2 separate regions of the Mus musculus genome follow, and region 1 is linked to region 2. A link is a loop called in an ENCODE intact Hi-C map of the cell type or tissue named here. Cell type or tissue: left cerebral cortex. All regions are shown on one strand. Links, peaks and the distances in the headings refer to the core of each region. The heading gives the core; the rest is flanking DNA.

Region 1 (2,915 bases), core at 138-2,637, 260 kb before region 2:
CAGCTATGGACAAAAATAACTGAAATGCAAAGCCCATTGTGACAAAACCAACAGGAAAAATATAGGAGAGACAAGGAGAGGAAAGAGATTAATTATGTAAGATGTTAAATTAAAAAAAAAAAAAAGGGACTTTGCTGTGTCACTTGAGAACAACCACAGTAGGCCAAGAACCTTGTGTAACTTTGTTACAGCAGAGCAAGGCATCAGGGTGGACAGAAGGATCTTGTCTTGGAGTAGAGGATTTACAGAAGGTGGTGGGAGGCTTCTCCGGAGAGAAACGCATGCTGGGTGCTGCCCTTCTGGTTCCTGGGCAGTGGGATTTGCTATCCTTGGCCTCTGGACAAATGTCAGACAAGCAGCCAGTGACTGAACACAGACTAAGCACACAGCCCAGCTGATGGCAAATCTGACCAGGAGCTGACTAGATCCTTAGTGACCTCTGAGCCAGGAGCCAGGGCCAAGCACAGGCACACACACAGGGCAGACATTCACATGGGGGAAGTTTGAGGTTTGATTGTTACCCTGGACCAAGCTGAAGTCATGTGATTCTTAGGCTAGCATGGGCTTTTGAAATGCTGGAACAAGACTATTTGCTATCTAAGCACAACTGGAAAGCCATACCACTTGTCCTAGATTTATCCAGGGTGGGTTTAAACTAAGGGAAAGACAGAGAGGAATAGAAAAAAATGATCGTCTCTGGGGAAAATTATCCAGTGACAATTCACTCAATAAAACTATTTTTTTTCATATATTCTAGCCGATTACCTCTAAAGAAAGAAGGGAACAAAAAACAGAAAGTTACTGTTCACAGACGTCATCATAGCTACCGTAGATTCTGTTCCCACATTCCAATAAGAGAGGGGAAAGAAAAGCTGAATACCATGGATACTCACTTAAAATACACAAAAGCAAAGGTCTAACCCTTAGAGTATAATAAATACATAGCGGAGGGGGCTGGCGAGATGGCTCAGTGGGTAAGAGCACTGACTGCTCTTCCAAAAATCCTAAGTTCAAATCCCAGCAACCACATGGTGGCTCACAACCATCTGTAATGGGATCTGATGCCCTCTTCTGGTGTGTCTGAAGTCAGCTACAGTGTACTTACATATAATAATAAATAAATCTTAAAATAAATAAATAAATACATGCATGCCTACATACATACATAGCGGTGTTTCCCTCCCTCTAGAGTGTTTCCTAATGGTTCTTCCTAAGATGTCCTGCAGAGGGAGCCACTTTTCCAACTTCTGCCAAAGGAGATTAGCTTTGATTGTCCTACTATTCAGTTAAATGATGTTTCTTTATGTCTAACTTCTTGTAGCTGCAAACAGCTCCTGAAACTCATCAACACTGCTGCACTTGTGCATGGCTCATCCTTAATATCCCTCAGTGAAATCCAGGATTACAAATACTGGTCTCCTCCTTCCTCCCACGGGCATTTACTTAGCTCTGGTTTGTGCCTGTTACAACAAAACTCACAATGAACCATCTTGTGCAAATATGGGAAGCTCATTGCCCTTAGATAAATACCTAAGAGCAGAACTGCTGGGTTTGCATGAGCGTTTGTTGACCTCAATGAGAAATGGCTGTTTAAAACCGTCGCCAGTGGTAGAAGAGAACTCCAGTTGCTTCCCACCTGTGTTTACTAGCACTGCAACCCCAGGGTGGCTGCAAACAATAAACTTCTATTGCTGCACAGCTGTAGATCCTAAAAGTCCAATAACAAGAAGTTGGCAAAGCCATGCTGTCCTTGAAACCTGGAGGAGCAGAGGGTCCGTTCCAGCTCTGGTAGCTCCTGGTGATCTTTGGCTTGGAGGTCAGGACTCTAATCTTCACCTTTATCCTCATGTGATGTTCCTCCTGATGTCCTGTGATCAGCCACGCGTCTTATGAAAACAGAATGGGTTAGATTGTAGGGCTCCCTCGAGCCAAAATGTCCTCATCAGTTCCATCTTGCAACCACTTTCTTCACACACAGGAGAGGTGCATCTTTTTTGGTGGGATGTGATTCCACTCATAGTAACACTTTTCAACCTTTGATGTTGTCACTTCATCTTTCTAATCTAAGAGGTGTGGTGTAGGATCTAATTATGGTTAAGATGTGTAGTGGCCCTTGGGAGGCAGAGGCAGGTGGATGTCTGGGAGTTTGAGGCCAGCCTGGTCTACCTGGCTTAATCTAGCACAGCCAGAGCTACATAATAGAAAGACACTGTCTCAAAAATAGATAGATAGATAGATAGATAGATAGACAGACAAATAAACTTGCTTGACCTGATGACTGCTGTCCTGCACACATTTACATGGGGTGGCTCTTCAGGTTTCCTACTCACAACTTCTTTTTTCTCTTTTCAAGAGTTATTTGCACATAATGAAGTGTGTCTATTTAAGCCTCGAGTGTCGCATGTTTTCACTTTACATATTTTTCCTGAGTACCCAGGTACCCCTGAATACCCCAGTAGCACAGCCAAAAAGTAGATGTTAAACACAGTATGTAGTTTGGCTACAATGGAATTAAATTGGAAATCACAGACAAAGTGCCTAGAATATTTCTAATGATAGGTCAAGAAAAAGTTACAAAGAAAACCATATTTGACATATGTTTTTTCTACTCCTTGTTTCCTCAAAGCATTTATTCTGAAGGGACATTGAATTTGACTGAAGGCCTTTTTTTGTATAAATTGATACGCTCTATGGTTTCTAACCCTATGGGTACTTATGTACTAAATTACAGTTATGAATATGTGAATGCTGAACCAAGTTTGCATCTCTGGAATGAGGCCAACTTGCTCATGACTTATGATGTTCTTAATATGTTCTTGGGTTTCATTTGTAAGAATTTTATTGAGATTTTTTTCGCATCTATGTTGCATTTTTCTGATGAACATTTCTTGAGGTGCTTCTCGGCCATTCAAGAT
Region 2 (2,915 bases), core at 217-2,716:
AAGATGCCCTGCAGCAGTGTGTCAACAGCAGATGTAACCAGAGGATGGAAAGTGGGTAAGAGACCTTCCTGAAAGCTGGGTGTGGTGGGACATGCCTTTAACCCAGCACTCGGGAGGCAGAGGCAAGAGAATCTCCGTGAAGCCAGCCTGGTCTACAAAGTGAGTTCAGCACAGCCAGGGCTACTATACAGAGAAACCCTGTATCAAGAACTGACACACACACGAGAGAGAGAGAGAGAGAGAGAGAGAGAGAGAGAGAGAGAGAGAGGGAGAGACTATCTTGAGATCAGTGCTTAGCAACCCCACTGAGCCTCTGCAGCCAGTGCTTGGTTCCCTATCCTTCATGCTTTAAGGAGATGTCCTTTGTGGGGCGCTAGTATGGTTCTTACACCATGAGCCTTATGTCTCACAGATGAACTCTTTCATTCCCACTGGTTACAGGTATTTGACTCTTGCTCTAGGCTGAAAAGGGCCTCTGCTGTGTGTATGAGGTCATTTTGTTTCAATAAGCAAAGTGCAAGAGATGTTGCAAGGGATTAGGATCTGGGCTTCCAAACAGGACCCAGCAGCCATCAAGGCTTCTCTGGGAAGTATTGCAGAACTCATTAGTTTTCCCTTCTCCGAAAACAGATCTGCTCCAGGGTAGTTCTGAGAACTACCAGCCCTGTGTCCCCTGCAGCAGGCTGCTCCCCTCTGGGTGTTTTGGACTAGGCATGGGGCAGAGGCTATGGCAGACCTGGAGGAGGGAATTCCCTCCCTCTGCCTGCTGGTTACCATGTGGATCAGGCCAAGCGAGGGCACAGAGGGCATGTCAGCCTCGTCTTTGGTTGAGCTGAGGAAAGGGTCACCCAAGCACTGATTAACATGGGTTGTCACGCTACATTTAGGAGCAGGTAGCATTGCCACCAGTGTAATTTTTTAAGAGCCTCACTATGCACGCGGCTCAGGAGACTGGCTGTTAGGAAAGCTCTTTTAAACAGACTGACTACTCTTTTCCTGAATGTATTTGTCTATTATTTCTTCCTTTTCCAACAAAAACCAACATAATGACCACTCACATGGGGCATGTTAGACCAAAACCAAACAACCCTGGGGCCATTTGCCTTTGATCTTCTGAGATGACTTTGAATAAGACCACACTAATTCCCACGTGGAGGTTGTAAGGTAACTCAGAATACTTGGCCTTCTCTCATTGTCCTGTGGCCGAGAGGCATGCAATAGCCACCCTCAGGTTAAAAACTGCTCTCCCCACTTGACAAGGAAAGGGGCTTGACAGGCAGCCATTCAGAGCTGGAGTAAAGCTGGGGCCCTGAGATCTGACTAAAGGCCAACTTACCCGCCCTCCCGCTCATACTGCTTCCTTAAACATTGTCAACCTGCCAGGGACTGTTTCGGTGTGCTGGACTGCGAATGGTGTGTGGTGGACAGTGATGGAAAGACTCACCTGGACAAATCCTACTGTGCGCCCCAGAAAGAATGCTTCGGGGGGATCGTGGGAGCCAAAAGTCCCTATGTTGATGACATGGGAGCCATCGGTATGTTGACTAGGGATCCATGGTGATTTGACTCTTGAATGCAATTTTCTGCCTGTATCCTGGGACCAACATTAATCATCCTTTGCCCAGCTTCCCTGATTCGTTTGCCCAGTCATCCTTAGTTAAAAAAACCCAAGGCAGATAATTACCTTCAGAGCTGGCTACACACTCTGTGCAGTGAGCAGCCAACCATGCTGCCAAATTTTGCAAGCCTGGAATTCATTCCCATGAAGCTGACTTTAAGAAACTCTGGCCTGGTTTCCACATGGCTGAACTCGAGTCCGCTTGGATGTGCATCCCAGCTGTCAGAGCACAGGGCCTGCCTGGGGTGTGCTAGCTCATCCCCGAGCCTTCCCTTTCCCCTTCCCACCTTACAAGGTTTCAGCTACCCACCACTGTTTAGGGCAATGAGGTCAGCAGATGCCAAGGCTGCTTAGGGTTGCTATAGCAGCTTAGGGTATGGACAAAGACACCATATGAAGAGCCCCCTGGGATCAGGTCACCAGTTCTTGAAGATACTACCAAAGACTCTATTTATCATTGGATTTTTTTTTCCAGTGTCTTCCCAGAATCAGCAGCATGCCCTTGCTCTTAGCTGGCAAATTTGAGTCACCGTATCTAAGCCACTAGTGAATGTAGACGTTTCTCATCTTGGTATACAGTTGTGACCCCATAAACCTATTATGGGTTGAAAAAAAAATGTCAAAATGTTTTTTAATACACTCAGCCTGCTGAATGTTAAATAACTTAACAGAACAGTTCACCACAGAGTGCTGGTTTTTTAACCCTTGTGAGCCCAGGGCTGATTGGGAATTGCCATAACCTGCATCAAGAGAATATCTATCTTCCATATTCCAAGCCCAAGATTCCAAAGCCCAAGCCATTTTTACTGAATGCTTCATTACTTTTTACCATCATGAAGGTGACAAATGAGTCAAATCATCACAAATTAGGGACCATCTGTATCTTGCTTTTTTTTTTAAGGTTTATTTATTTATTTTGTATATAGGAGTACATTGTTGTCATCGTCAGACACACCAGAAAAGGGCATCCAATTCCAAATACAGATGGTTGTGAGCCACCGTGTGCCTGCTGGGAATAAAACTCAGGACCTCTGGAAGAGTAGTCAGGGCTCTTTACAGCTGAGCTGTCTCTACAGCCCTGTATCTTGCTTTTAAATGTCTACACATCTACCCTGACTGAAGGGAGGCTATATTCTCTCCTACGGGGCTGTGGGTTTGAGTTCTTGTGTTACTGCTGAACCAGATAAGGGCACCGTTCACACAAATATACTCCAGAGGGGTATTGTCTGTGCTTGCAGGAGGCCACACCTCTGCAACGTGGCCTGTGAACCATAGACGTGTGTACTTCATATCCCTT

The links. Hi-C counts contacts between places; a loop is a spot of excess contacts. Peaks named below come from ENCODE experiments on the same cell type or tissue, not always from the same donor. Only the 100,000 strongest peaks of a DNase experiment are listed, where the experiment ranks them.
Region 1: it touches region 2 in a loop (4-fold over the local background); 27 of 42 quality-filtered maps call a loop at or near these places.

What each region holds. Positions count from the first base shown.
Region 1 is chr4:100,727,859-100,730,773 of GRCm38, forward strand. No RefSeq gene overlaps it. Among named protein-coding and RNA genes, the nearest start is that of Gm46888, 40 kb to the left of the region's middle. In left cerebral cortex, for the core only: a CTCF peak has its summit at 1,222 (motif pointing right); a DNase peak (open chromatin) is centred at 1,211.
Region 2 is chr4:100,989,441-100,992,355 of GRCm38, forward strand. Cachd1 (cache domain containing 1) reads left to right here. Exons shown (of 27, transcript NM_198037.1): 22 at 1-55; 23 at 1,384-1,535. Among named protein-coding and RNA genes, the nearest start is that of Raver2, 78 kb to the right of the region's middle. In left cerebral cortex, for the core only: no CTCF peak of the experiment used is centred there; a DNase peak (open chromatin) is centred at 1,675.